Regions from separate parts of the Mus musculus genome. Here region 1 is linked to region 2. A link is a loop called in an ENCODE intact Hi-C map of the cell type or tissue named here. Cell type or tissue: left cerebral cortex. All regions are shown on one strand. Each heading gives the region's core, and the rest is flanking DNA. Links, peaks and the distances in the headings are about the cores only.

What was found. Hi-C counts contacts between places; a loop is a spot of excess contacts. Peaks named below come from ENCODE experiments on the same cell type or tissue, not always from the same donor. Only the 100,000 strongest peaks of a DNase experiment are listed, where the experiment ranks them.
Region 1: a loop joins it to region 2, with 2.2 times the contacts of the local background. A loop is called at or near these places in 3 of 42 quality-filtered maps.

The regions. Positions count from the first base shown.
Region 1 is chr11:87,270,245-87,286,171 of GRCm38, forward strand. All of the region lies in intron 1 of Ppm1e (protein phosphatase 1E (PP2C domain containing)), which reads right to left. Among named protein-coding and RNA genes, the nearest start is that of Gm22883, 41 kb to the right of the region's middle. In left cerebral cortex, for the core only: a CTCF peak has its summit at 9,613 (motif pointing left); DNase peaks (open chromatin) are centred at 6,518, 8,775 and 12,096; H3K27ac peaks cover 591 bases.
Region 2 is chr11:87,351,448-87,367,374 of GRCm38, forward strand. It overlaps Ppm1e (protein phosphatase 1E (PP2C domain containing)), which reads right to left and starts at 7,547. Exons shown (of 7, transcript NM_177167.4): 1 at 7,002-7,547. The coding sequence starts at 7,456. Gm33937 (a long non-coding RNA gene) reads left to right here and starts at 6,082. Exons shown (of 5, transcript XR_003949755.1): 1 at 6,082-6,446; 2 at 6,579-7,423; 3 at 8,398-8,495; 4 at 8,717-8,821; 5 at 9,187-10,297. In left cerebral cortex, for the core only: no CTCF peak of the experiment used is centred there; DNase peaks (open chromatin) are centred at 5,976, 6,690, 7,097, 7,704 and 1 more place; H3K4me3 peaks cover 2,829 bases; H3K27ac peaks cover 2,490 bases.

The sequences.
Region 1 (15,927 bases), core at 5,222-13,221, 79 kb before region 2:
CTTCCCACTCGGGCATGTGGAGTCACATGTCACCAGTGGGTGAGCTATCAGTCTCCATGACTTTCAGGAGACTGTCTCCAGTGGGAATGTGGAAAGCGTCTTCTACTGGACTGGCCTTTCTCTTTCTCTTCATTAAGATCACAACTGTTGCTGTTGCTTAGAGTGTATTTTTGTACTTGTTTTCACAAAGAATTCTAGAACATTCTTCCACTCTATTTACTCAGGGTTTTTCCTGAGGCCATGCCCAGATGTGTGTTGTGGGTAAGGCTGTAACTCAGCATTTTTATTAAGGACACGGCTTTCTAGAAACCGTGTGGGACAGAGAGCAGTTCTCTGCAGGCACCCTTACACAGCATGGGGGCCACTACTCTACGCCATGGAACCCTGGGCCAAGGCCAGTGGAGCCAGACAGAAGCAACAGCCAGAAAGTGACACTGTGAGGCTGCTCTGGAGAGTACTGTCAGCTCGCTCTTGTGACACCAACAACCCTTTGTTCTGTTCTGCTTCTCAATTAAAAAAAAAAAAAAAGTCTTCTAATCCCCCTTTTTTTTTCTTCAATTTTTCATTTATTGACCCTGTCAGTCTTTTCAAAGTAAAAATGTAATTTTTATTCTCTGGTCCCTTGTGGAGAGGCATTTACAGAAAATTGCCATGAATTACCCGACCCTTAGTTTAACTTTTGTTTCAACCACAGTGAGCAAAGGCTCTGTCCTAGGCATTTTCCATGGACTCCTTTAGACTAGCCTCTCCTCCTCCTCCTCCTCCTCCTCCTCCTCCTCCTCCTCAGCGTCAGGAGTCAGGCGGGGGCCCACCTTTGCCCCCTGCTTCTGGACCTCATTATTCCCTCCATCCACATGCCTTTGTCTTTCTCTCTTTCTTTTCTTCTTGTTTATTTTCTGAACTTAGCAGTGGGGACTCCACTTGGCTGGCTCCCAGCAGGTAATGAGTACTCTGCTGGTTACAGGGTTGCTTTCTCTGGATGGTTACAGAGAAGGAGGGTAATTAAGCTTTTCTCAAGCTGCCAACTGTATTGGAGGTTGGGTTTTTTTTTTCCCCTTGTATATTTAAGGCTTATTTTAAAAATAGTTCCTTCAAAAACTGAACTATTTAACCAGGAGAATTCCTGAGAGAAAATTCCTTTGTCAACTAGAGGTCACTTAAGATTGCTTGAATTTGTGTCAAGTAGAAACAAGCCCTGTTTCCCAGAAGACTAGTCTGGATGCTGCACAGTCTCCTTCCCAAGTTTGGCCAATCTTTCTGACTTTCTTAGTGTTTAATTTATGATATTTAATGGTTCTTTTTACATACTATCAATTTTTTGTAGAGATTTTATTATTTTTAATTATGTACTTGTGTGTGTGTGTGTGTGTGTGTGTGTGTGCATGTGGATGTATGCACATGAGTGCAGGTGCCCATGGTGGCCAGAAGAGGGTGCTGTGAGCCACCCTAAGTGTTAGAAACAAATTTATGTCCGCTGGAAGAGCAGTACATGATTTTAAGCACTGAGCCACTTGTCCAGCCCCACAGTTTACATTGTAACTTGGATGAGCTACAATGTACTTTAAGAGGTAAAGATTTAAAAATCTTGGGCTGGAAAGATGGCTCAGCAGTTAAGAGTACTGACTGCTCTTCTGAAGGTCCTGAGTTCAATTCCCAGCAACCACATGTAATGAGATTGGATACCCTCTTCTTATGTGTCTGGAAACAGCTACAGAGTACTTACATATAATAAATAAATAATTTTTAAAAAATTTTGAGCATACACGTACAAATAAAAATTTTAAATTCAAAATTCTTTAAAAGTGTGACAAAATTATTTAGTCACACTAATAGTGCATGACATAGCCATGAGCTCCATGGGTGATAACTATGAATTCTAGGTATTTACAAGTGAACTGTTGAACATACATGACTCAGTAAAGGCAATGAGAGCACTGATACACTTGTGGATACACAGGAACAGACACAGTCAGAGCAGATGTCCTGCCCCTGCTTTATGTCTGCGTTCCTCCCTCTCCCATGTGATACCACAAAATAACCATAATCTTTGGTGTTAAGTAATGAATAATTATGGGAAATAAAGAAAAATGTAAAAATATAGAATTACTTTTGCACAGGTATGCATATTCTGTTTTAGTTTTTTCAAAACAGGGTTTCTCCAGGTAGCCCTAGCTGTCCTGGAACCTTCTCTGTAGATCAGGCAGGCCTTGAACTCAGAGATGGACCTGCCACTCAAGTGCTGGGGTTAAAGGTGTGCACAATCGACCGGGCGGTGGTGGCACACACCTTTAATCTCAGCACTTGAGAGGCAGAAGCAGGTGGATTTCTGAGTTCGAGGCCAGGCTGGTCTACAGAGTGAGTTCCAGGACAGCCAGGGCTACACAGAGAAACCCTGTCTCGAAAAAACCAAAAGCAAATCAAAAACAAAAACGAACCCCCCCCCCCAAAAGAAGGTGTGCACAATATCCCATGCATTCTTTAGCGATCACTCTGTGCACTCTGTGGGAAATCACAGGGTAGGTAAAGGTTTGCTTTGGTTCTTTGGTTCAGAATACAACGCCTCAAAGTGCAGTGCCCTGGGGTGAATGCTCTGAATGCAGGGAGGACTAAAGATCCTGAAAGCTTAGTCTGTGGCTTTCTCCTGCCCCCTCCACCCCGATCCTTTCTGCTCCTCCCCACCACCTCTGCAACTGAGTCATGAAAGCAGACACGTCTTCTCCGATATGTGTCACAGAAAGTATAATTTCTTTCCTCAGAGCAAACCATAAAACCTAAAAGAGTGCATCTTTCCTTTTTCCTTGAAGACCATCCCAGAGAGTCCTACCACACTCCTAGGAGGCCACAAAGCCAGAAGTGACAGACCTCACAGGGCCCTTAGGTCTCTGGCCACTAAGTAAGACCTTTGTGTGACCTCATGTCTACATGGCTGGCCATTCGGTATTCATCTAACCAAAGCACAAAACAGTTTCTCCCAGGTCTGTATTTCAGGCGCCTCCTGAGTCACATGAAATGCTTTCCCTTATTAATCTCCCCTTCCGTTGCTGCCATGAACCTTGGTGATGAAGGAGGAGAGCTGCCACACCGGCCTGCCCACACTTGTCTTGGCCATCGGTGATCTCTGTGTCCGGTTTGTGCGACTCACTGCCCCATCTCAACGTGACTTAGCATTGCTGTTGTTAACCATGGTCTTTTGGCTAAGGAGGTGTTTTCCAGGCTTCTCAAAGCTCCTTCCTCAGAAATAAGATGGTCTAAACTATGAGACAGAACTAACCCTTTCTTTCTCCTGGAGACGGGCACTTTACATCCACATTTTTCTTCTCCTAAGCCCATAACGCAACCTAGTCTTTTGGCAAACATTACCGGATGAATCCAAACAGGAAGAACTTCCATGGAACGTCCAGTCAGGGCTCCGTATGACAGTAAAGCTCACAGAAGCAAGGGAGGACTGAGCATGTCAGGACTAAGTACAATGGGGTACCCCAGGTTGGACCCCCACGTACCCCCTTATTTTAGACCCCTCCTCACCTCAAGCAGTCCTGGGCTACTGAAGTGTTTGCCACTAGCAATGTTAACGTATTAACGGGAATGTCAATGGACCACAAGGTAAGTCTGAATTTCATTTAATAATAATTAACCCATGAGCCAGGCAGTGGTGGCACACACTTTTAATCCCAGCACTCAGGAGGCAGAGGCAGGCGGATTTCTGAGTTTGAGGCCCACCTGGTCTACAGAGTGAGTTCCAGGACAGCCAGGGCTAAAAGAGAAACCCTGTCTCAAAAAAGGCACCCCCCCAAAAAAAAACCAACCAAACAAACAAACAAAAGAAACGGCCCCTGGTGCCTGTCTGTGATTCTGTTACCTGTCTAGCTGCTGATCCTCTCTCCCTCATAAATAGTTCCCCGAAAAGAAACAGACTCCTTCTTGTTGAACTTTGAGCCATTTTCCATCCTAAAGTTTTTCTTTAATTTAATTTTTTTTGGCAAGTATACAAAATGTCTTCATACATGTATATAACTGCATCTTGCTTATATTCACCCAGCTTTCCCTCCCCTTCCCTCTGCCTCCCTTCCTCCACACAGGGTAGTCCAGAGCTACTGAATCCTCCCAGAGGGTCCTTGCCTACACCCATGGCTTGAAAAGGTTTTCCTCAATTTACATAAGGTGGAGAGACTTTAGGGTTAAGTATGGGCTCAGACAGTCTGCACGATTATTCTTTGTCCTTTCTTATTTGTATCCCCTTTCCTTCTTTCTCTCTTTGTGGCTTCAGCTAAGCCTTCAGATGCTGCAGTGCAGAGGCCTGAGAGAATGAGCACTTGTCTGCTCCTGGTTCCAGAGGAAAGGCTCTCTGCTTCCCTGTGTAGCCGTGTGTTGGCCACAGCTGGTTGTTCATGGCTTATCATGTATCGCGCTGTTGCTTCTGTTCTTAGTGTCTTCAGATCATGAAGGGATGTTGGACCTGACATGAGGCTTTTCTGAAAACATCCATGGAGCTGACCTGTGATTTCTGTCTCTGAAGTCTCTCTGTGTACTGTATTAGTAGCTTATTTCTCAACTTTGAACCATCCTTGCTGTGGTGGTTTGAATATGCTTGGCCCAGCCAGGCGGTGGTGGCACACTCCTTTAATCCCAGCACTTGGGAGAGTCTAACAAATGATATTGATAACATTTCTGTGCTTATTTATATATTTACATCTGCATCCACATGTTCAAGTGTATACATGCTTATCAGGTAAATGATAAGGTGTACATGTTTATCCTGTTTGATGGATAAGATGTGCATGTTCATCAGGTGAGAAGGATAGGTGTGCACGTCATCAGGTGAATCAGATGGTGGCAGTGACTCAGGTGTGAGGGGAGGTCACGGGTGTCCTGCTATTTTCCACTCTTAGTAGGTGTAAGGCTTACTCAGTTCCTGTGTGTTGCTTTGTTGTACTGGAAGTTACTGTGCTGTTTAAGAACAGAAGGTTGGCCGGGCGGTGGTGGCGCACGCCTTTAATCCCAGCACTTGGGAGGCAGAGGCAGGCAGATTTCTGAGTTCGAGGCCAGCCTGGTCTACAGAGTGAGTTCCAAGACAGCCAGGGCTATACAGAGAAACCCTGTCTCAGAAAAACAAAAACAAAAACAACAAAAAAGAAAAAACCCAGAAGGTTGGTGGTAACCCTATGTAAGCAAGTTACCCATGCTATGTGGCCAACAGCACATACTTCTTGTCTTTGTGTCACCTTTTGTTAATTCTTGAGACATTTCAAACTTCATTATCACCTTCATCATTTATGCTGATCTGCAGTCAGTCATCTCTGCTGCTGCTACTGTGGTAATGGCTTTGGCCATGAGCTGGGCCTATACACATGGACTTAACGGGAAGATGCTGTGTGTTCTGACTGCTCCAGTGGCTGTCCCTGCTCCTTCCCTCTCCTCCGCCCTCACTGTGGTATCAGGATTAGGTTATCTAGTAACTTAGCAGTGGCTGCTAGGTAACCAAGTGAGATGACAAACCATGCACCTTTCTCTTTAAATCAAAAATGAAGTGAGTGAATGTAGGAAGGAAGGCACGTCACACACTGAGATAGGCCCGGGCTTATCTGTGCCCAACGGTTAGCCAAGCAGTAGATACAGAGGAGGAAGGAGGGTGCAGTGCTGCTTCACTGAGCACACCAACACCAGGAAAGCAAATCCTTACCACTGATGTATAGAAAGTGTTAGTATCTGAATAGAAAATCAGCCGGCCACAGCATTCCCGTAAGCCAAAACCTACTCCATAGCTAAAACCTACTTGAACTCTACAAAGGCTAAAAGACAAGTTGAGAATCTACTGCTATGAAACTGGCTCATGAGGTGTGGGGCAAGAAGCATCTCCATCATAGATGAATACAGATTCAGAACATGTTTATAGCTAAGTGGCAATGCCTACTTGGAATGCTTGAAAGCCTGAATCTGACATCTAGTACACACACACACACACACACACACACACACACACACACACCTCACAGTGAAATGCTAATGTAGAAGCTGAACCAGATTATCCAAAAGATGTAGCTAATTTAGATAACTACCTTGGAGGCCATTAAGGATGGGTCCCTCCCTCCCTGTTGGATTTGGATCTCCTGTTTCCCTGGAAACACCAGAAAAACACACATCAACCTCTTAGACCTCCTGTTAAAAGAATGAACTACCTCTAGCCTGCTCTGAAGATCAGAACATTACAAACTATTGTGTCTTCCCTCTAGAGTTAACACAGCTGGGCCTGGCAGGGAGTCTGCCCCTCACCATAGGAAATCTGATTCACCAGAAAAGCATGCTAAGGACAAGACAGGAATAATTATCTTATCCCCTTAATGAGAAAATGGGTTTATCCTTCCCAAAAGCCCCTTCCTCAGTGGCTCCACTTACACAGCTGTGGCTGTGGAGCCTGCCCCACCCCTCTAAGGTTACTCAGACAAATGTAGCTTCTCCTTTCCCTTCCTCTCCTGGGCACAGGGCTCAGCATGATTCCCAGTCACTCTGGGCTCTCCCACTCAGCTATTGAAGCACACCTGTTCCCTTTCCCTCCTGTGGCTGCATGCCAACCTCAACTACTGCTTTCTTGTACCCTAACTCAAAAAAGAGCCGGCTCCTCCCCTCCCCTTCTCCATCATGCCCCGCCCCGCAGCTGCTGACATGGCCCCGCCCCGCAGCTGCTGACAGCTTGCTCACCCTGTTCTTTTTCTCAAACCCTAGTAAAGTTGTCCTCAAGTCTCTCTCCATCTTGTTTTCAGTTTATTAAAAAGGCTAATTCCCTGGACGGGAGTCCGCAAATAAGTTCAGATGATTTCTGAACTTGACAACAGAAACAACAGATTTTTCACCCCTTTCTTGGAGGAAATACCACACAGGACTTCGATGGCCAGAGAGAAGCCACTGCCTGGCTTCCTTGTTGGAGGGCAGGAAGGGCATCACAGTGGAAGCCAAGACTCATTACCCTTCCTCAGGTCCTTCAGAATTATACCAAACTCACTGTTTGTAGCCAGTAAGCGGGACTACAGCACTTGCATGACAGCATGTCTATTTACATGATTTACCAGCAAAATGGAATTTTAAAAGAAGGTTAATTAATATGCCAAAAAGGAGGAAGAAAATGGAATTGTCAGATGTTTGGTACAGTCACAAAAGGCAGAAAATGAATTAAAGACAAAAACAGGAAAAAAAGGACAAGGGTGGGGGACAGAAAACTGATAAATGACAAATACTGAGACAACTGTCTGTTTTCACTTTGTTTATGATCAAATGTAACAATTAATGACAGATTGTTACAATGTATCAATAAGGGAATTTAATAGACATCCATGCTCATGGATTTGAATGTTTGATATTGCTCTTCCCAACTTTCTTTTCTGTTTGAGACTCTTGCCCAATAGAGCTGTATTCTAGCCTGGTGTAAAACTCACTATGTAGCCTAGGCTGACCTTGAATTTATGACAGTCCTCCTGCCTCAGCCTCTCAAGGGCTGGGATTTTGGTTGTGGGCTATTCTTTCCAATTTGATTTAGAAGTTCAATGCATTCCTAATCAAAATCCAAGCAAATTTAAACCTCAACACTAGGAAAATGGCCAGACTGGTCTTTAAAATGGGCTAAGCGTGGAAGCTTGTGCCTGTATTCATAACCACTGGGGCGGCTAAGCCAAGAGGATCAATTTGAAGGCTGGAGGAACTTGGAGCCAGCCTGAGGAGTATTGAAAGACCTCACCTCAAAAGGAAGAGTAGAAAAGGAAGGGAAATGAAGAGAAAAGAACAAGAAAAATAGGCCGGGACCAAGGACCCATTGGAACCCTAGTATGTTTAGTGGCAGCTGGAGCCCTAGTGTGTTCAGTAGCAGTGTGTCTGTGTAGCATGCCCCAGGCTATTGTTTAAAATACTAAGCAAACCAACAAAAATGGGACCAAAACCCAGATACTTCATCAGACCTGAGAAACATATCTTAGGCATACGGAAACGCACCCAACATCATTACATGAGCCCATGAGTGCAAGTCAAACCAGCAGCAAGACAGCACCTAGCAGGTGCCAGACACTGATCAACTAAGGCCGTCAGGGTGTTGAACAGCATAGAATCTCATTTGAACCCACAGGAATGCAAATGAGAAGGGCTGCTTTGGAGCGGTCGAGGCGGTTCAGCTCACATGATTTGACAATAAATTTCATCTACACAATGGTGTACAAGCAATATGCATTTAGTAGAAATAATATTTGGGGACTGGGAAGATGGCTCAGTGCCTAAGGCACTTCCTGCATGCACATACATGCTCTTCCCTGTACTTTTCTCTCAATTTTGCTGTAAGCCAGAAACTGATTAAAAAAAAAAACAAAAAAAAAAAACAAAAAACCCTCTAGTCTCGAATAAGCAAACAAAAGCACAAGTATCCTAGAATTTACACGTCAGGGCAAAGTAGGAAATCAAAGCCTGTTTTTAATGTTTACACTGTGGGAGACACCGTCAAGTAACAACTATGGGGTGGCGACACTGTAAAATGACTGCATATAGAATTTTTTACTATTATTATTCCTTGTTTTCTTTGGGTTTGTTAGATTTAGTAGGAGCATGTGTTATTCAAATTATAATGGCTTCAAATCCATTTTCTAGTCTTTCATTTCAGATTTTAACTTAGACTATGGAGCCTAAGAGCTGGTCTCTGAACCGACAGCAATTAGCATCCATCTAGTGCTAGTGGGTAGTATGTGGTATCTGGCAGCATCCTCCACTTTGCCTATAGCCAAGCACGGCAAGCAAGCCCAGGGTGCTGACGTCAGCAAGCCAACTGCTCCCTGCACCCTAGGCCCATTCTCTACCTAACTATTTATACAACAAGCAAGGCTGCTAAAAAGGAACGAAAATGGTTCTCAGAAGCAAAGAGTGTCTCATTACAGCTAAAACTCAGGTGACATCAAGGTGGTCAAGTCACCACCAGGCATTACAGCCTCCATTCTCCAGCTACAGGCTGTCAGGCTGGAAGCCTGGTGAGCCCTGAGCGTTGCCAGCTGGATAACACACCATTTGATGACCCCTTTCGAGTCAGGTGCAAAGGAACATAGATACCGGCTGACCACCCTCAAGTAGTCTGTGGTTCATTAGAAATATTAAAAGATCACTCTAATTTGCCAGTGTCACATGAAATGTCTCAGGCTTGCCATTTACTGGAGTCTCTATTTGTCAGGCTAAGACACTTGGCAGAGGTTAAGTACCTTGCTCAGTGACTCAAGAGTAAGTGGGGTATGATAAACTCCAGGAGGGCGGGGAAGAGAGTAATCACTACCAGAGACAGTCATTTGTATCCTACGGCTGGCATTTTCACACTCAGATCTGATTTATAGGTTTCTCCTTCAGTAGACTTCACCTCAGACTCCCAGAGCCTCACTGCACACCACTGTTCCTCTCCCGAGTTAGCTGCTTTTTTAGAAGAGTTTTATCAGCTCCTACATTATGGTCAAAGATTGGCTTTGAATCTTGAATGAAATCTGCAGGGCTGGAGAGATGGCTCAGCGGTTAAGAGCACTGACTGCCCTTCCAGAAGTCCTGAGTTCAATTCCCAGCAACCGCATGGTGGCTCACAACCATCTGCAATGGGGTCTGATGCCCTCTTCTGGTGTGTCTGAAGAGAGCAATGGTGAATACATTAAATAAATAAATCGAAGAAGAGGAGGAGGAAGGGGAGGAGGAAGAGGAGGAGGAAGAGGAGGAGGAAGAGGAAGAGGAGGAGGAGGAAGAGGAGGAAGAGGAGGAGGAGGAGGAAGAGGAAGAGGAAGAGGAAGAGGAAGAGGAAGAGGAAGAAGAAGAACAACAACAACCTGCATTCTGGTGCTATCTGTGGGGCCTTGAACAAGTTACCCAACCTCTGAAATCCTTGCCAGTTTGTAAAAGAAAACAGCTGCCTGCATTTCAGCATGGCATAATTCATAGAATTTAGCACAGAGTTATGTTCATCAGTCGTAGCCTTTAGTGAATGACAGACAATAACCCTGTTTCCCTCAGGGGATTGCTGTGGTATGGGATGTTTCCTACCAGTTCACTTCCCACCCCTACACTCTGCTGTGAGGAGGTCACAAGCTGGTGCTAAGGGCCACTTTGCATCCCGCAACCATCAGCCCTGCCCTGGGCCTGTTCACACTGCCTCACGTTTGGCTTTGAATGTTCGGTCTTCTTATTTGTTTAGCATTCCTCTCTGGATGTCTCTGTTAGGATAGAAACTCAATAGAAGAAGAGCCCTTTCCATTTCCATTCACTGCTTCTCCCTATTACCCAGTAAATCAAGTCAGTAGTGAACAACTCTCTGATTGATTCAGTAACTGATGAATGCAGGAATCAGGGAATGTGCAAACCTAGTCCTCGTCTCTGACGGCCTTAGGGTCTTACAGGGAGTCCGTGCTAGTTAAGTAGGTCATCGATACACAACACTGCCACATGCTGCAGAAATAAAGAGATGGCAGGAGAGATTCCTGGGAAAGGTGATGGCCCTCATCTTTTCAAAGAATGCTTGGCTTTGATTCCCAGTGTGTCCTGCTCTTTTCCTCCAACGTGCAGAGAAAAAGCAACAGTGTTGGCTTTTTCTGATAACTCATTTAACCTTCAAAACTGTTGTAGGGACAGACTCCTGACAACCCCAAAGCACAGGGGTGCCAAGCCACCTGCCAAAGGTCACATGACTCAAAGCTAGGCATTCTGCACTGGCCATTCCTTCCATCCTGAGGAGTCACTTTCTTCAATGAAAGGTCATCTTAGGAGGTCATTTTTTAGGAGAAGTTTAGATTGTAGGTCAAGAACCTACCTACTAAGTTCTCAGTGTAGGTTTCATGCCTTAGTAGTTCTACAATTCAAATTCCCTATAACACCACCATTTCTCAGTTTCCTGCCAAATCCACATGCAAATTTACTATAACATCACTTCCTAAAATCTGTTTTCTGAAGAAAGATACATTGATTCTAAAAAAAAAAAAAAAAAAAAAAAAAAAAGAAAAGAAAAAGAAAAAAAAAGGTCAATAGCACATATATTACAAAGAGAATAAACCTTTTTTTGTTTGTTTGTTTTAATTCACTGTCGTTGAACCAGCAAGGTGGTTCACCTGTACTGTGCATGAGGATCTATAGAACTCTGTGCCTATCCTATCAGTTCACTGGCCTGTCAGAACCCCTCTGGTAGTAAGAAAGACAACACTTCAAATATCACCCTTGTTCCCTCAGGCACCACAGCCTTCTGAAACAGGCAAAGGAACACTCTTTGATACTTAATATTTATAAAAATAACAGCTAGAGCTGGAAGTGTAGCTCAGTGGTACAGCACATGCGAGCACGAGGACATGGGTTAGATTGCTATAGCACACATGTGCGTGTGCATGCGTTTGCTCATGGCACATGTGTGTCTGTGCATATGCATGTACATAAGACAAATACATACACTTCTCCAAGATCGTCCTAGGCACAATAACCTGAAGATACTCAGGGATGGGGTCGCTTTACAACTGCAAGTGTGAGAAATCCACCGCTTACACAGCACTAATCTAAGTGTGATCTTTACCTGACACTCCAGTCTCATCACTGACCCAACAATTATTTTTAATTTAATTAACTTTTTGTTTTATTATTTTATTTTTAGACAATTGTGAGCCACCACATAGGTGGCTCAAAGGGTCCTCTGGAAGAACAGCCAGTGCTCTTGTCCTTACTAATGGCTTCTGGACTGATATTTCCCCACCACATCAGGTGCAGGTGCATGACCAATTGTCATGTTTGCTCTTTGTGGTTGTCAGCTTCCAAGCCTGCTTCTATGGGTTCCCTGTCTTAGCCCTTCCCTGTATGGTGCCTGACTCCATATGTGCAACACATATATGGAGACAATAACCACCTGTCACATGCAGATAAGGTGATACAGGACTCTGACTTTTGTCCTCGCGGCTGTCTCTTCTCTCCTGATCACTAGTTCTGAGGGAGGCAAGCTGCCAGGCTGCAGGCAGTCTGAAGGAGGGTCTGCATGAGAGCTAAAGCTGCCAGCTACCTACAACCGTGAGGGGTCTTGGACGCAGAATCTCCTTCCCCAGAAAAGCTCTGAAATAACCAGAGTGGGTTCTGGCACACAGCCTGGACACAGCCTTGAGAGGAACTCTAAGCCAGAACCGTATGACTAAAGCACTCAGATTCCCGACTTCAGAGATGATGTGAGATAGTGACGTTGTTGGGATTTTAATGCTTGTTTGTTTGTTTGTTTGTTTGTTTTAAGACAGGTTTTGCTATGTAGACCAGGCTGGCCTTGAACTCACAACGTTCTACCTACGCTGTCTCTCCAGTGGTAGAATCAGAGGTGTGTACCACGATGCCCGGCCTATCCTTCACAGGTTCTTCTTCCTGTGCCCCATGGCTGATGTGAAGCAGTCCAGTCAGGGTTAACTATAAGAAGTGCAAGTGAACCTGTGGCATGTTCCAACTAAACACAACCATGCAGACCTATATGTATACATATAACCACTTTAACAACTGTTCCCCATGCTTGTCACTGCATTTTTTTTTTTTTTTGTCCTTTAGAACCCTACATCTGCATGATAAAAATGCTGTGTCTGGAAAGTCTGAGAGTTTTTCTTTGGAAACAAAATAATGATGTTTGACAGTGGAAGCAGGGGCTGACTCCAACTCTTTTGCCTGCTTTCGGGACCCTATCCTCCTACTGGTTTGCCACTCCAGCCTCAATGCAGGGTGGCTGGAGAAGTGTGTGTATGTGTGTGTGTGTGGGGGGGGGGAGCCTAGTCTTACTGCAACTTGATATGGCATGGTTGAAAGATGATTGATATCCATGGGAGGCCTGCCCTTTTCTGAAGAGAAACAGAGGAGGCGTGGAGGGGGAGGGCCGGGGAAAGGGAGGGGGAGACTAGAGGAAACAACAGTTGAGATATTAGAAAAGAAAAAGAAAAAAGAAAGAAAACAAATATATTTATGTAAAAAAGGAGAAGATGGAGAAGAAGAAAAGAAGGAGGAGGAGGAGGAAGAGGAAGAAAAGGAGGAGAGAAGAGAAAGCAGGCTGAGCAAGCCATAGCCCTGCATCAGCTCCTCCTGCCTCCAGGATCCTGCCCTGTATGAGTTCCTGTCCACGCAGATTTTGATGAACTGTTATACAGAACTGTGAGAAAATAAACCCTTTCCTCACACACATGCTCCCGAAGGATGTTTGGACCAGCAGAGCTGACCATTGCTTTCAACAAGAATGTTGTGATTTTAAGTGCAATATTGTCAGAAAAATTTAGTATCTGGATACCTGAAGTAGTATGAATATTTGGATCCAAATATGTAAACCAAAAGAGAGACAGAAAAATGACAATCCCATTAAGTTTTCCTTGGAAAAGTGTATCTGCAAAAATGATTATTCTATCAGGAAATGTTTTAAATCCTACATACATGACAAAAATAAATAATACCTGGTATGTTTTACTTAACAAAATGCTGAATTTTCTGCATCCTTAGTCCACACAGATGCTGCGGCATAGCTGGATTAGCTGAAAATCTCACAAAAGGAAAATAAAACACATGCTTGAACATGTATCTTCATTCTATTTCTCCCACAGAGAGAGAGCTGCAGCAAATGCCAAGTTGACTGGAGCCCTTTCTTGGCAGTAAGAAGAAAAGCAAGTTGGCTCACTCATAGCTTAGTGCAAAAATTTCACCCAAAGTTAACTATAACTCCGTGGATTTGTGTATTCCTTCCTCTTTTGTTTCTCTCCTTCTTTATCTCATCCTCACCATTTGGAACATCTTCTAAGTTTTGTTGGGGTGTGGAGGAGGCAGGCTTGAAGTCAAACACAGGCCTGTACACACCTCACCAGCTCTCTGCACACTGAGCCACATCCCTACCATCCTGGACTGTGTTACTATGCAATGTGCTCAGTTTTCAAGAAACTTGGTGCATTTTAAGTTGTTTTAAAAAAATGAAGAGTTTTAGATTATTTGAAATCTTTTCGTGTAAGTGACAGTGTGACCATGTGGTAGCATGTACATAAAGCCAGACAAAGGGTGTAAGTGACAGTGTGGCCATGTGGTAGCATGTACATAAAGCCAGACAAAGGGTGCTCACGTAGTCCCAGCTTCCTGGGAGGCTGATACGGAAGAGCTGCAAGTTCAAAAGTAACAGGGGCTACCCAGCAAGTTCCTGCCTGAGTTATGTAAAAATGAAATAAAATGGCAACAATACTCGTAAAAAGCAATGAGCATCAAGAACTTCCTGCCACTTGCAGGCAAGGCATCTGAAGGCTTGTGATGGGCAGCCTACGTCTTTGTGAAGTTGTTGGTACTTGGCACTGAGCCTGGGACCTCAGCATGCTCATGGCATGGTCTATCACTGAGATATACCCATAGCCTCACTGTCATTTTTTATGATGTTTTTTTTTTCTGGTTAGGATTTTGCAAACCTCTATAATATCAATAAAGAGGGAAAAGAAGCAAATACCCAAACCAGCCTCTACACCAAAAATAACAAAAGTTAAAAAAAAAAGACAAAATAGATAGAAAAACAAGATCTACTAGTGTTCCCAAGAAATAAGTTCATTGGTAAAGATGGCCACAGACAAAGTCAGCTGATGGAAGTAAAAGTGACCAAGTCAGTCAAACAGGCTGATCCCTGACACTTCAGACTTCAGTCCAGGGTCAAAAGAGGCAAAGGACACTATGCTACATACCAATAAATATACAATTTAATTGCTGGGCAGTGTTAGTGCACGCCTTTAATCCCAGCACTTGGGAGGCAGAGACAGGCATATTTCTGAGTTCGAGGCCAGCCTGGTCTACAGAGTGAGTTCCAGGGCAACCAGGGCTATACAGAGAAACCCTGTCTCAAAAACACCAAAAAAATGTAATTAAGATCATAGAAAAATTGTAAATATATAGGCAACAAGTGTTGAAGTTCCAAGTTTAGCAAAACACACACCAGTGAGCATGAAAGCTCCGATAGGTCCGGAAACTACAGTAAGAGACTTCAAGACTCCACACTCACTTCTAGTTAAGTTACCTAATATAAGCATGCACGCGCGCGCGCACACACACACACACACACACACACACACCTGAAATTGTGTGCTCCACTCTAGATCAAATGGACCCTGTGTTTTCTACAGGACAGTCTATCCTGCAGACAAGGAATATACATTTTCCTTAAAAGCCCATGGAACCCTCTCCAAAATGGATCACATTCTAGGTCTTAAAGCAAATCTTAACAAATACAAAAGAATTCAAATAATTTCATGTGTCTTATCAGATGATAGTGGAATAAAACTGGAAATCATTAGCAAGAGAAACCCAAACACTACATAAATACTCGGAGAGCAAGAAGTGAATGCACTGTGTGCCAGCTGAAGTCACGGAAGAAACCAGCAGTCCTTGAAGTCAAATAAAGCGGAAACTCAACTCAACAGAACTTTGGAGAGCCACCAAGACAATTCAAAGAAGGAAGTTTGTAGTTATGATTGCTTACATTAAAAATCCAGAGAAATACCAAGTAAGTAACTAAGTGTGTGCCCCAGGGTCTCGGAAAGACAAAACCAGCTGGGCTTGCTGGCTTGTGCCTGGTGTCCTAGTAGTTATGAGATGAAGCCAGGAGAACAGGAGTTAAGGGTTGGCCTTAGAAATAGTGTGATTTCAAGCCATCCTGGGCACATATGACTGTGTCAAAATAGAAAAGAAAATCAAAACAAAACAAACCCCAAAGCATGAGGCAGAAAAATATAATAAAGATCAGGACAGAAAAGAAAGAGCGGAGACTAAAATAGCACATGAAGTCAAGAGTGGGTCCCTTGAAAGACTAAGTAAGACTACCACTCTAACCAAATTTTATAAATTTAGAAACAAAGAAGGAGATGTGTGAAATGTCACTTCTATTCTCCTGATATAATTGTTGACTCAGAGGCTTACAGCTAACCTAGACCT
Region 2 (15,927 bases), core at 2,912-10,911:
AAAAAAAATATATTAATGGGTGTGCATGGGCATGAGTGTGTGTGTGTGTGTGTGTGTGTGTGTGAGTGTGTGTGAGTGTGTGAGTGTGTGAGTGTGTGTGTGAGTGTGTGTGTGTGTGTGTGTGTGTGTGTGTGTGTGTGTTGGGTTCCGGGGATGTGGTGGGCGGTATGCACACAGAAGCAGGAGAAGGAACTGGATCCCTCACAGCTGGAGTGTGGACGTTACACCCGTCTTGTTAGGGAGTGCCAGGACTTTAATTATGGTCCTCATCCTTGCATAGCAAGCCCTCAGTCTCTGAGCCATCTCTCTAGCCCCCAGTTATTGCAGAAAAATTTAAGTTATTTGTCCATTTCATGAGAACTAAAAAATTTTAAACTGGGAAATATAATCCTTAATTTTATTTAATCAGGCACAGGTGAACTGCACAGTTTACAATGCCCTAAAAGTTAGAGCAGGCACCACTATTAATCTCTGAGTCACAGGTTTACTGCGAAATCAGCTGCGTTCAGAGCAAATTACCAATTTCCATAATTACAGCAAATATTAATAGCACTGTCTTCTTGGCACTACTGGGGATTGGATCTGAGGTCTTCCTTATGCTAGGCAAGAGATTCACCACTCAGCTACATCCTCATCTTCAACTCTTGCATTTTGGAAGTGCATGCTATGTGTCCTTAAACTTGCTGTAGCACAGGCTGGCCTCAAATGGGCCATCCTACAGCCTCCATCTTCAGATTGCTGAGAATTACAGTTATGCACTACCGTGCCTGGCTTAATTCTATATTTTGTATATAATAGATTTTTACCATTTTTCTTTTGCTCTTATGAATTTAGCTACACCTTACTGTAAAGATCACCGGTTGAATGGAGGAGATATAGACATTAGACACGAGTGAAACAAGAGCTTATAGAGTATGCGCTGGGCAGTCTGGAAGGGGACATAGAAGGGTCACAGGTCATCATAAGTGTGGGGATGGTTTCCTAAACAATGCACAAAAGATTGGGCTGAGTGGTGGATGGAGTGCATTCCCAGCAGAGTAAAAGACACGATTGGGGAAATGCAGATATTATTTTTTTTCTTTTCCATTTTTTATTAGGTATTTAGCTCATTTACATTTCCAATGCTATACCAAAAGTCCCCCATAGCCACCCACCCCGGAAATGCAGATATTAAAGAGAGAATAAGATATGCACACTGTCTTAGTCTGCTATAGCTGTGTAGTTGCTAGAAGTGGATGGGGAGAGGGATACAAAGTCTCACTCCCTACAGCTCGGCTTTGCCTAAAGAAAGGTCCAGCTTTGTCCTCGGGTCTGAGGAGGAACGTCTCCAGAATCTCTGATTACATCAGAGATAGTCCTAAGTGTAGATGCCAGTGAGAATTCTGAAAACTGGGACTTGGGTGGGACTCAGAATGTCATACTCTGAGCACTGCGCCACATATTTGCACTGGATGATGTACTCCTGAGCATAGGACACTCTTGACTTCTGCTGCTTTTGTAGAGTACACCTCTTCCTTGGGCTGGTTTTAATCTATACCTTGTCCTTGCAATAAACTATATTCATAGTGGTCAATGACTTCTATTTGTCTTTCTAGAGAATTCCTGGATTTGAGGGTAGTTTTGAGAAACCCCAAACATTCAGCGCTGGTCTTAGAAATGAGGGTGGTCTTATATGATCTCTTTCTTCTAAACTTTGTTGAAATTCTGTCTTTAAAGTTGGGATCAGAAGTCTTGTATTAACTCACACAGTAAAAGAAGAGAACTGACTCCCAGAAGCGCGCACACACACACTATACATATATATGTAATATTATTACTAATATTAGTGTATATGTACAGTAATATATATTAGTAATACATATTACTACTAAAATTTTTTAATGTTTTAGTATAACACTTAAAAAATCTATATAATCTGAAGCTGGAGAGATGGCTTGGTGGTTAAGAGCACTCACTGTTCTTCCAGAGGACTCAGGTTCAGTTCCCAGCACCCACATGATGGCTCACAACCATCTGTTAACTATGCATGTGGTGCACTGACACAGACATATGTCAACTAAACACAGAGAGAGAGAGAATAAATAAAACTTAAAAAGAAAAAAAATCTATATGACTCAGTCCGATAGTAGTAACTCTGGCCACAAAAAAAGGTAAATAAAATGAACAAGAGGGAATAGTGTAAGTGAAACATTTACAAGGTTAAATAGACAAATCAAATGTGATATCAGGAATATGCTCACGACAAAAAGTATCAGGTGTCAGGCTGGAGCTGGAGCTGAGGGTGTAAGGCTAACCTAGCTTGAAATCCCCACAACACAGCAAACAGCCACTCCCAGATTACCAGGGTTTTAGACACCAGGTGGAAGCTGTTCCATTATCAGTCAAAGCAAGGATGGAGGCAGAGCTGGGAGCCATTAGCACAACCACAACAGCCAATCACGTGAGTGAATGGTATTGAGGACAGAGCAGTCTTGAGATGGTCAAGGACAGAACATCGGCATAAGAAGACGGGAAAGGCTATTTGAAAACTCTCAGCAAAGTGCCAGCCTCAAAGGCCAAGAGAAGAGAAAACCTTGGGAACTACGACTGACACTAAGCTGTATTTATGTCACCCTTTTTGTGTGTGTAAGTCGTCTCCACTTTTTTTAGTGACTTTATTACTCTTTATAAGGAAGTGTTTCATTTTTGAGATGAGTGATGATTTTCATGTGCATGTACGTAAAAACGAAACAAAGCTGAACGATTTTCTGACCTTTCCCAAAGTCATTCATGATTCAACAGAACTGAATTATTAGTGTCTATAACTGGTGATTTTGTCTTCCAAACCATTCTAAAAGTGCCATCTTCAATGCTACATCGAGCCATCTGTAACTACTTAACTTCGCCAGCCTGCTGTGATAGCTCCCTTCCCCTTGGGAAGCCCATCCCAGCCGAAAGGAATAACCGAGAAAACAACTGCTTTGAAAATGTGACAACTCAGCTTTAAAATGAGACTTCAGTGTATTTGATCCTCACAGATTAAAACAAATTGATTCTTAGTGTTGCATGGGGCTGGGGGACGCACAGTACTGACTGACTTATTAATCTATGCAAGTTGCTTATACCCTCGAATTCAAGTTGAATATAACATCAGTTATAATGTCTTAAGTGAGAATTAGGAAGTCAGGAGATGTGGCTTAATGGTAGAATGGATACCTACCAGGAGAAAAGGAGCCAGGCATGGGATCCTAGTACTTGGAAGATGAAAGCAGGAGAACCTTTCCATAGGTGGGATGGGAGCTGTTGATATTTTAAAATTATTGCTCTTTCAAAATTACATGTTGCTTTTGCCTAGGAATGGGATACTGATATACAAGTTTTATATTTTGAAGCAGTAAGGTAAAATTTTTATCCTAAATATTACTCTAAAATACTTTTTAGCCAGAGATGGTAGCTTACCCCATTAAGCCCAACACTTAGGAGACAGAGGCAGGAGAATCTCTATAGGTTCCAAGCCAGCCTGGTCTACATAGTGAGCTACAGGGCAGGCAAGGCTATACTGAAACCTTGTCACAAACACCCAAATCTCAGCCTAGTGGTGGTGGCTTGTGCCTTTAATTCCAGCACTCAGGAAGCAGAGGTGAGTGGATTCCTGTGAGTTCGAGGCCAGCCTGGTCTACAGAGTGAGTTCCAGGACAGCCAGGTCTACACAGAGAAACCTTGTTGAGAGAAAACAAAACAAAACAAAAATCCAAATAAACAACAAAACCAAACCTCCTCTCAAAAAGATTTCTTTACTTTTATTTTTTTGTGTGTGAACTGTATATATGTACACCACATCCGTGCTTGGGCCCATTGAGGATAGGAAAGGGCACAGGATCCATTGAAGTGGAGTTAAAGGTAGTCATGAGCCACTAGACATGAGTGCTGGAACCAAATCTCCATCTGTATACAATAGCAGCAAGCGTCCTTCTCCAGCTTCTAAGACATTTTCAAGTTGTCTAAACCTTCACTCTTTTCTTAGCTACATAACTTGGTTTTGTTGCTGCTGCTGTTTGAGGGGTTTTGTTTTGGGACAGGGCTGCTATGTAGCCTGGCTATTCTGGAAATCTCTCTGTAGATCAGACTGGTCTCAGAACTCAAACAGATCAGCCTGCTTCTACCTCCCTAGTACTGGGATAAACGGTGTGGGCCAGCACTGGCCTGCGATCTTGCTAACTGTTTTAAGTCACTTCTGAGTTTACCAAGATTAGGAATAACAGATGTCTTCTGTTCTTAGTCTCAAATGTGAGAGAACCAAATAATGGAGGAAAATGTGTTACTATACTACACTCCTAAGCAAAATTTCAGCTGGGCATGGTGGCAAAGGACTGGGAATATAGCCCAGTGAACTTGGTGAACATGCATGAGGCCCTAAGTTCAATTCCCAAAACAGGTGAAGAGAAAACACTGAGAGAAGTTGATATAATGTATCTTTTTAAGTCTTCTTTATCTATTTGTGGTCAGCTTTACTTCTAGGGACAGGAGAGAAGACTTGGTGGTTAAGAGTCTCAAAAAACCAAAAAAAAAAGAGCACTTACTGCTCTTCTGAGGACTGGAGTGGGGTTCCCAGGACCCATGTGTCAGCAATTAGCATCAGCCTGTCACTGCAGCTCTAGAAGATTCTACACCCCTGGCTTCTGCAGGTGCCTGCACTCACACACACATACCTACAAAGAGGCACATAATTTTCCCAGACATTTGAGGTCATCATTCCCTCTGTGACAGGTGTTTTGAGAGTCGGAGATTAAGCCAGGAAATGTTGGAATCATTTCTACAAGACTCGTTTTTTGCTTTTTGGTTTTTTTTCCAAATCTGGATAGAGGCCTCACATGTAAAATGAAGAGCTTGAACAAAACAATGGCCGAACACTACAGTTGGCTGATCCTGATTCTCCTAAGTCTTTTTTTTTTTTTTTTTTTTTTTTTTTGGTTTTTGGTTTTTCGAGACAGGGTTTCTCTGTGTAGCCCTGGGTGTCCTGGAACTCACTCTGTAGACCAGGCTGGCCTTGAACTCAGAAATCCGCCTGCCTCTGCCTCCCGGGTGCTGGGATTAAAGGCGTGCGCCACCACGCCCGGCTTTTATCTGGTGTTTTTTTTTGGAATAAAATAAAAACTAAAAATGTCATTACACATTTTGAAACATTTTTTTCATTTTGAAACTTTTACACCCACTAAAAACCTTAAAGATACATCACATAAACGAGCCAGCCATTTTATCTCGACTAGCATCAGAATAAAATACAGTACAAAGTCTGATATTATGTGAAGTCAGAGTATAAGTGTCCAATTTAAGGGGAAATAATATTTTCTAGCTGTAATTTTGCTAGTTTTAACTCAAACACAAACTTCTGTGCTTCATTGGCAATCACCTTCTCATCGTAATCATTTTTCTAATTGATATGTACATTTTGATTAATCTTGTTTCCTTATCACATTAAAAATAAAAAAACACCCACATCTTACCATTTCATTCTGTGCATCTCAGTTTTAAAAGCCTTGAAATGTTCAGACTGTACTACATTAATGGCAGTATGGGAGCGTCCCTAATCCTTAAATTGTTCTGGGAGCATATGTGTAAGGGTAAAAACTGTCCAGATAGTACTAGTCTGAGATAAATCCCTTCACTTTGGTAAATACTTCCACTATATTTAAGTGTCTGAATCATGTAATTTTTTTAAAATGGCATTCTGTAGGTCCTTTTCTGTGATAGTTAAAAAAAAAAAAAAAGAAATACTCAACCATTAATGCTGTTTATCCCCAGGTGGTGGTATTACACGCCATTTTATTTTTGCATTTCCCCAAAACACACAATTCCCCTGGTAATTGAACAGTATTTTAAAATTAATTACTGGATGGTTTATAAAGTGTGGCATCCGCACAGTCCAATTCTACAGATCTGCTCAGTGGCTTTTCCCTTTGACAGGCTGCTGCTTTTAACAGGAGAATGGTTTGATCAGTTGTCTATGAGGTCTGATGAAGACAAAATAGCTTTCTTTTCTAGCCCCCTCCAGGCTTTGGAGAAATCCAGGAAGTGGGTTTGAACTTAGCCGCAGTGAATCTTGCGATAGTAAACTTTTGGGGTGGTCAGAGTAACACCTTTCATTACAACTATTAGCTGAATGGCAAAAGACTCTCGGGTTTCCCAGTGTTTGCAGAGGCATTATTTCAGAACAATTCCATTTGGAAAGAAACGCGATTGTAAACCGTTTCTATTTCAAGCCCATAAAAAGCAGAACTCGGATGAAAGGCAAAGCCTTGACCTTTCTATTTTAGACTTGCATCTGGGTAGCTAAGCCATCTGCTTTTCTCCCACCTCCCACCCCATCTACTTAATGGACTGAAAATACTGCACTTAATTGCAATTTTATCCAACCAGGCTGACTTTTCTGACTTACGACCTCGTCTTTTCACCTAACGGCTTGCTCGGTAGGGTTTTACTTACCCTTCCTTCCCAATTCCTCCCTACCGCTCTCAATTATATGCTGTCAAATGTCTGCAAAGTATGATACTAGGCTCTCACGTAAGAAAGCCATCTATAGAGCCTTTTCATTTCAACAGTGAGCGCCTGACGGAAAATCTAGGGGTCTGGGCTCCTCTGGGCACCGACGGTATTAGCTTTGTTGCGGTTATGTAGAAAGGCACCTCTTACTGCCTGTAAAGGAGTCGCGCGTCCCCACCGCCCAACAAGGAACGCAGCCCGGGAAAGGACAGACAGACGAAGGTGGGAGGAAACCCCGGGAAGAAAGGCGCAGGGAAGAATGGGGAGCCCAAGACGGGAGGGAAGACCTTGGCAGGAAGGTTCTGGAGGAAGGTGTGCGAAGTGGCCGAGAAGCTGGCCGAGAGGGCCAGCGAAGAGGGGCCGGGGGCAGGCGGGGGGGACCCCGCCCGGGTGCCCCGCGGGGACATGGGTAGCGGGGACGGGAACCCAGGCCGGCACCCCGGGGATGGCGGCCCACCCGCGGCCGAGCCCCGCTACTTAACTATTTGTAGAGCTGCTGCAGGCACAGGTCCAGGCTCTCGCCCTCCACCTCCTCTCGGGTGATGCGCTCCGACAGCGGCCGTGGGAGCGGGGGCAGCGGTGGCAGCTGGGGCTGCGGCGGTGGCGGCACGGCCGAGTGCCCCGGGGCAGCCGCTTCCTCCTCTTCCTCCTCCTCGCCCTCCGTCGCCGTCTCCTCCTCCACCGCCTCGTCTTCGGGCTCGGGGTCTTGGTCCTGCTCCCCCTCCTCGGTCGCCTCTACCGTCGCAGCGTCCTCCCCCGGTTCCTCCCCCGAAGCCTCGGCCGCCTCAGCCGCGACTAGCTCGGCTTCGGGCTCGGGCTCGGGCTCGGATTCGGGTTCGGGCTCTGGCTCGCCGCCACCGCACGGTCCGCGGAACTCGCCCAGGAACAGCTCCAGGAAGCGCCGGTAAGTTTTCTCCTCAGGGATGCAGCCCGCCATCGTTGCTCATGCCCCGAGGTCCACCGGGAAGGGGGTGGGAGGTGAGCCCAGGAGGAGGAGGGGGCTGCTTCGGAGCCTCGCCTCCCGCTACGGAGGGGGAACGGCCGCACGGGCACCGGCGATCAGCACTGGGTTGCCTGGAGAGGGCTCCCGCAGGCGTGCGCGCCACCGAGCTCGGACGTGCGCGGCCCGGGGGCGGGGGCGGAGCGCGCCACCCCGCTCCGGTCTGGAGGGAAAGTTGGTGGCGGGCGCGCGCACAGGGTCCAGCGGCGGCCCACCCGCAATCCCTACCGAGAGCTCAGCCCACGCTGCCTAGAGACTGTCGCCATGGCAACCGGTTCTAATTAAGAATTCCAAGGTCCCTCCCGTCGAGTCTGTGGAGTGGTAAGGACGCTGGACTCCTGCACTCCAACTTCGAATGGTCTTTGTGGGGTGAAGACCCTAGTTTCATGATAAGCACTGAGACATCTCTGTTGGTTCCACCAGGAGTGTACTGACTTCAGTTTCCTTATCTGCTTGCCTTGCCGTAGTATATCTCTTGATCCGATGGCACGCAGTAAACACCTTTTACTAATGATATGTGTTGAAAAAGTAAAGGTCCAGGCACGAGCACCCAAAAAGGGTAGTTTCCTTTGTCTAGGTTCTTTCGTTTGATTCTATGTATCCTCCTTTCTCAAAAAGATGAACGTGAGAAATTAAACAGTAATTCGCTTGCTTAAAAGTCAAGACTTTCTAGCTGTGGCATTGGTGTTAGAGCCCCTTTCAAAGTCTCCAAAGCCTTTAGAATCTTTCCCCTTAACTCTGCTCTATGAAAATCTAGCTGTGCCTCGTATCTACACAATGTCTTATTTATATAGGGCTTTGCAGTTTACACGTGTTCGTCTCTAATCCTCACAGCCTTTTAAGGCAAAGGTTATTACCGTTAGGATTCTGTTTTACAGATGAGGAAACAAGCCTTCAAAACAGTGACTTTGCTCAAGGTCAAAAGCAAGCGATGCAACAAGAATTCAATCCGAGATTGAAGTGGTAGATTTCACTTGTAAGTTTTCCATCACCCAAAAACCCCTGCTTAGTTTCTGTATAATGCATGTCATTATATTATATTATCCTACCATATAATCCGTATTTTGTCTATATTTTGTTTGTTCTTCCCCACCACCTCCTGTGTCTCTTCTTACTCCCTCCCCCAAGCTAGAACTGAAATGACTTTAAATTATTCTAATTTTCTTACCAAACTATAAACAAACCTATTATTTTCAGGCTTCATGGTGATGATGTTGGTGGTGGGTGCTTTGAAGATGCTGTGCTGTACAGCTGTATGGATGATAGCATCATTGCTGCATACTACCACGTCCACGGCAGCATGTAATTCAGCACAAACATAGTGATTTTTCCCCTCTGCTTTGAAAAAACATGTACTCACAAATTATCCACTCCATCTCTCCATTTATTGTTTCTGGGTTTCAGCTGGATTTAGGATCAGAAATACCATTTCCAGTCAGTTATTAATGACAGAAGAGGGTGCGTTCTCACCAACTGTTTTCCTATAATGCTGTATTTTTAAATCCCTGACCCGATACTGTTATTTTAAGATTAAGTGGGTTGAACTTACTAATGGTATCATGTAAAATAGAGTTCTATGCTCTCTCCTAGGTCAAGATTAAATAATACATGATAGAAAGTGTATAGTAAATAATGCACTTAGAATTTTTTCTATTTTTTTTCCTAAGATGAATGGAAAGACCAAACTAGTCTGTAGAAAGAAACTGCTCCATGGGATGCCAAGAAAGCCCTCAAAGTCATTTGTTTTCGACCTACTTGCTTACTGCCATTTCAGAAAAACTAGAGAAGAGCTGGGGTGCTGGCACAACCCTTAATCCCAGTACTCTGGAGGCAGAGACCAGTGGTGCTCTGAGTCCTAGGTCAGCCTGGACTGTCAAGTCCTAGGTCATCCAAGGCTATGTAGTAAGACCTTTAATAATAATAATAATAATAATAATAATAATAATAATAATAATAATGGAGTGACAACTTTCTAGGCTGCAGCAACTTTAAACGCCAATTTTACATTCCAACAAACTCTTACTATCCCCAATTTTAACACAGTGACATTTTAGTTCAGGAGTGCATAGCTGTCAATGCTAACAATTCATGTCAAGCTTCTTACATCATAACGTAGCAGCCTCCCTCATTTAGATGACATTTGTGACATTAATTTATGACTCAGCCCACACATCAAAAGGGAAATGATATATGTTGGTAAAACAGTACTTCTAAGAATAAAAGAAAAAACCCACACCTCTGCTGCTGGAAATGAGAGGCGTCTTTGCTTATATTAATGAAGACACTTTTTTACAAAGATCAATATAGATCCTATTGCATTCTTCTTAGCAAGAAAGCTTTGTCAGTGGCTGCTGGCAGAGGTGGTGGGATCTCAAAGCCGCTGTGTAGGTGGGCTGGCCGATGTCGAGTCGCAGTTCGTCCTTCCTATCACCCTGCTTCCCTGTCTCCTCACACCTCCAGGTCCATTCTATTGCGTTTTTATCTAATAGAAAATGTGACGAGCCCTGGCACATTCTCAGACTCTCAGAGTCATTTTCTACATTCGCTTGGTTTTTCTCGGACCACCTGAACATCCTTCCCTGCTCTCAACATAGCCCGTTCTTTTTTCTCATCTTTGAATTTGTGTGCATCTTCTCTGGAAAATAAGACCAGACTTTACCGCCATTGTATTTTAAAGTAAATTTCATTATTAGCACTTGATGTGATTTTAGGATTTGCTGAAATATGTAATGAACTTTTTCATTAAAACTCAAGCCATGAAAAAGCATAATGTATGTAGAATGTAAAGTGATTTCTTTTGAAATATCTTTCTTACAAAAAGTGTTGTTGTTTGTTTTTGGTTTTGTTTTTTTGACTTTTTCCGAGACAGGGTTTCTCTGTGTAGTCCTGGCTGTCCTGGAATTCACTCTATAGACCAGGCTGGCCTCAAACTCAGAAATCCACCTGCCTCTGCCTCCCAAGTGCTGGGATAAAGGCGTGCGCCACCACGCCCACCTAAAGGGGTTCTTCTAAGATCTTAGCTTGTGGAAGGAAATGCACAGTATCCTCTTATGGATCTCCACGGGCATGTTTGTAAGGGTAGAAAAATGTTGAATTTAGTAGCTTCTTGTATAACCAGACATTTTCTCAGATGTTTACCCAAGAGAAATAACTTGTCATACACAAAAAACATGCATAAAAACTTGTACATAAATGTTCACAGTTCTATTTATAGCACCTCAGACCTGGAAGCAATATGAACAGGTAAGGAACTGTAGTATATTCACACAGCAGAATACTACTTGTCAATAAAAATAAATGAACTAGGGGCTGGAGAGATGGCTCAGAGGTTAAGAGCACTGACTGTTCTTCTGAAGGTCCTGAGTTCAAATCCCAGCAACCACATGGTGGCTCACAACCATCTGTAACGAGATCTGGCACCCTCTTCTGTATTGTCTGAAGACAGCTACAGTGTACTTACATATAATAAATAAATCTTAAAAAAAAGAAATAGCATTCATTACTGAAAATATAATAAAAAAATAGATGAACTAAGGCCCAGCAGTTGTTGGTGCACACCTCAGATCCCAGCACTTGGAAGACAAAAGTAAGTGGATCTATAAATTTGAGGTCAGCCTGCCCCAAATAGCAAGTTCCAGACAACCAAGAATACAAAGAGAAACACTGTCTTTAGAGAAAGAAAGAAAGAAAGAAAGAAAGAAAGAAAGAAAGAAAGAAAGAAAGAGGAAGGAATAAAACAAAACAAAAAACAACAAAACAAAACATACAAAATAAACAACCCCCACAAAAACAAAAACAAACAAAGAACTAGGCTACATGTATTGGTACATGCCTGGAATCCCAGGACTCAGAATACAACAGGAAAAAAAGGAGAAAGAAAGAAAGAAAGAAAGAAAGAAAGAAAGAAAGAAAGAAAGAAAAGAGAGAGGGGGAGGGGAGGGGAGGGAGAGAAGAGGGGAGGGAGAGGAATGGAGTGGAGTGGAGTGGAGGGGAAAGGAGAAAGAAAGAAAGAGAGAGAGAGAGAGAGAGAGAGAGAGGGAGGGAGGGAGGAGAGAGAGAGAGAGAGAGAGAGAGAGAGAGAAAGAAAGAAAGAGAGAGAGAGAAGGAAAAAGAAAGAGTTGAAGCCAAGCCTTGGTACATAGTAAATTAAATGCCAGCCTGGGTTACATAAGAGATTCTCTTATGTCAAAACAATCAAACAAAACAAAACAAACAAACAAAAAAACCCAGACACACTGGATAAACTTCACAAACATGTTGAGAGGGCTGGAGAGATGGCTCAGCATTTAAGAGTTTCTCATTGCTTCTCTCATAGAGAACCTTATTTTAGTTTAGAGCACCCACATGGAGGCTCAGCTCTAGGAGAGCAAATGCCCTCTTCTGGCCTCTTTGGACACCAGGCAGGTATTTGGTACATATACATATATACAGATAAACACAATAAAAATGAAAACATACTGAGACACAAAAATTACACAATAGAGTCTGGAGAAATGGCTCAGTTCTTGAGAGCACTTATTTTGCAGAGGACATGGGTTTGATTCCCAGTCCCCACACAGCAACTCACATCCTCTATAACCCCAGTTCCTGGGAGCTGGATGCCCTCTTCTGGCCTCTGCAAGTATGAGATAGGCATATGGTGTACATAACATGCTGGCAAAACATGATACACATAAAATAAAAACATTTTCAGTTGCACAGAAGGATTTATATTATATAATTTTATCCATATAGGATATATCCATTGGGATGATGACATTCTAAAAGAACAGGCAAGACTAAGCCAGATGAGGTATGGTAGGTGACACATGCCTATAATGCCAGCACTCAGGAGCCTGAGACAGGAGGATTGCCAAGTTTAAGGTCAGTCTGGGATGTACAGCCAGAACATCTCAAGAAAAGCAAACAAATAAACAACAGCAAAAGAGGGTAAACTCACCAGATGTGAGCAAACAGGCTTTTCTTTGAAACTGATGCTGAGTAGGAATTTATGGAAGAGTAGCAAGAATGAATATTGTGAGTTCATTAACACGTTCTCTGTCACTGAGTGTAGTGGTGCACACCTTTAATCTCAGCCCTCAGGAGGCAGAGGCAGCTGGTCTCTGTAAGTTCGAAGCCAACCTGGTCTACAGACAGCCACAGAACACTACATAGTCTCAAACAAAAAACAAACAAACAAACAAACAGACAGACAAACAAACAAAAAATGTTCTCTATTTAACTGGGTGGTTACATGAGTTATGAGTTATTAAATTATCAAAGTATTCATTAGAGATAATAAGGATGTACCTCATTGGTAGAGCACTTGCCTAGTGTGTAAAAAGGTCTAAAATGTGCATTTAAAATAAGTGTGTTGCTGGGCAGTGGTGGTGCATGCCTTTAATCCCAGCACTCGGGAGGCAGAGGCAGGCGGATTTCTGAGTTCGAGGCCAGCCTGGTCTACAGAGTGAGTTCCAGGACAGCCAGAGCTACACAGAGAAACCCTGTCTCATAAATAAATAAATAAATAAATAAATAAATAAATAAATAAACAAATAAGTTGTGCATAAATACCCTGTCTCATAAACAAACAAACAAACAAATAAATAAATGTGCTGTACATAAATTATACCTAAATAAAGTTGTTGTTTTTTTAAAAAGCATTGACTTCGGTGTTGACCCTTGTCCTCCTTGCAGTCATCTCCAGCCTTTCCTCCCTTGTCCTACTCTGTATTCCACGGAGCTGACCCATTTAGGCTGAGTTCACCAGGCTCCACTGACAGCTGCCTTTCAGTTGTCATTGCCCAGTGGGAGGCACTGACAAGAAGTTATAAGTGAGGAGGGCAAAAAAGCCGCAGCATTGCTTTATCCAGTCCCGAGTCTGTTTTCTCGCCTTTGTATTTTGCTCCCCTTAAACGCCTACTGGACTGTGGATAGTGACCTGAGTCCCTGAGCTCTGGAAACATCATCTTCCATTTTTCCTTCAGCCTATGGATGGTGGCAGCTTCCAGGTTCCTAATTTTGGAGAAATTAGAGAAGTCATCTTATAGACGTTTTATGACTGTATAAATAATTTTCTGCGTGTGTTTTAACTAAAATGATATAATAACAATATCTTAAACTATGCAAGGATTATAAGGGACAGAATTTAAAGTGGATTAAGCTGAAATTAAAGCAATTTTAGGTCTTGAAGATTCTACTGGAACAGAGTTTACCTAAAACAAAGTTAGCAGTGGATTATTTCTTAAAATTATCAAGTGCAATACGCAAGGCAAGGAGAGGTTTTAAAAACAATCTGCAATAGAAGAAGCATATCGGTATTCTATATAATAGGTATGAGTGGACGCTGATGTAAATATGGACACCAGCGGATAATGATAAACAGTGGCAGTTTATCAGTTATAAACACCGTATCATAGTAGCACAGGATGTTAGAAACAGAGAGAAAGGAAGAAAGCAAACATGCTAACTCTATCCCAACTTAAATATGCTCTAGAAATACTCCATCAATTTGAAATTTAATGTTTGATATATGAATAATTAAGGTATGTAATTTTTAAAAATCTGTAACTTCTTAAGTTATCTCCAGTTGATATTCTCTTAGTTATGGACTGCTCTTCCAGAGGTCCTGAGTTCAATTCCCAACAACTTACATGGTGGCTCACAATCATCTATAATGGGATCTGATGCCCTCTTCTGGTGTGTCTGAAGATAGTGACAATGTACTCACATACATACAATAAACAAACAAACAAATAAATAAATCTTAAAAAGAAAGAAAAAGAAAACAGCATAACAATAAGATATATATTTAGTTCCTGTCCACTGGCCTACAAGTCAATGCATATGCAAATAATTAAGGCTTAGGCCTAGTAACAAATGTGGTGTTTTTACTATTTTAAAAACTGAATTTGGGGGCTGGAGACTTAGCCTAGTGGATTAGAGCATTTGCTCTTCCAGGGGACCTGAGTTTAGTTTTCAGCACCAACTTCAGGCTGGGCACAATTTCGGGTAACTCCAACCCCAGTGGATCCAATGTCCTCTGCTGATCTCTGAGGGCACCTATACACATGTGGCATGCACACATATAAACTTTTACATTTTTTTCTAAAAGGCCAGGCATGATGATGCACACCTTTGATCCTAACACTCAGGAGGCAGAGATAATGAGTTCAAGACCAGCTTGGTCTACATAGTGAGTTCCAGGACAGCCAGGGCTCTATAGAAAGACATTGTCTCTTAGACAGACAGACAGACAGACAGACAGACAGACAGACAGACAGACAGACAGACAGATAGATAGATAGATAGATAGATAGATAGATAGATAGATAGATAGATAGAATCTTTGAAAAAATAAATATGAGGTCTGGAGAGATGGCTCAGTGGTTAAGAGCCTGCTCTTCCAGAGGTCCCGAGTTCAAATCCCAGCAACCACATGGAGCCTGACAACCATCTGTAATGCAGGCCAGATGCCCTCTTCTGGTGTGTCTAAAGACAGAGACTCACATACATGAAATAAATATATAAATCTTTTTTTTTAAAGAAAAATAAATATGAGCTATGAAAGAGAATAGAAAGCTAATTATTTTTCTAGTTCTAACTCTGCCAAGTATTTTTTTTTGGTTTTGGTAGTGGATACATATATAAAAATACATTCTATAGTGAAACTCTAGAATCCAATGTTAAGACCCGCAGTTTCTACTGTAGCTGAGAGAAGATCATTGAGTTGTATCATTTTGGGGGACTGGTTAATTTTTGTATGTAAAGATTTTTTGTCATTGTTTGGTTGGTTTGGCTTGATTTTGTGTGTGTGTGTGACAGGATCTCTCTGTGTACCCTTGCATGTAGCCCTGGCTATTCTAAAATTCACTCTATAGACTAGGCTTCCTGCCTTTGTCTCCTGAGTGCTGTGATTAAAGATGTGTGCCAACTACCACCTGGCTTTTTTTTTTTTTTTTTTTTTGGTTTATTCAAGACAAGGTTTCTCTGTTTAGCCCTTGCTTCCCTGGAATTCACCATGTACATCAGGCTGGCCTCAAACTCAGAAAAACACCTGCATCTGCCTCCCAAGTACTGGAAGTAAAGGCATAGGTCACCACCACCAATCTAATTTTTTTTTTAATTTGCAATGTTTTTAATATAATAGAGTTTAAAACAGAAGAATAATATGTAAACAATTTTTAAAATATTAATGTGTAGGGCTGGAGAAGGGGCTCAGCAGTCAGAACACGTGCTGCCACCAACAAGGGAACGGGATGTCCTCTCTTGGCCTCCACAGGCTCTGCGCCCACACCCATACCCACAAACAATGAAAGGGTGATGATATATGCTCTTAACCACGGAGCCATCGCTCCAGCCCCCAGATACATAATTTAAAAATCTTTAAACTTTCAAAATTAATTTAATTAAAACCTTTTAATAAAATA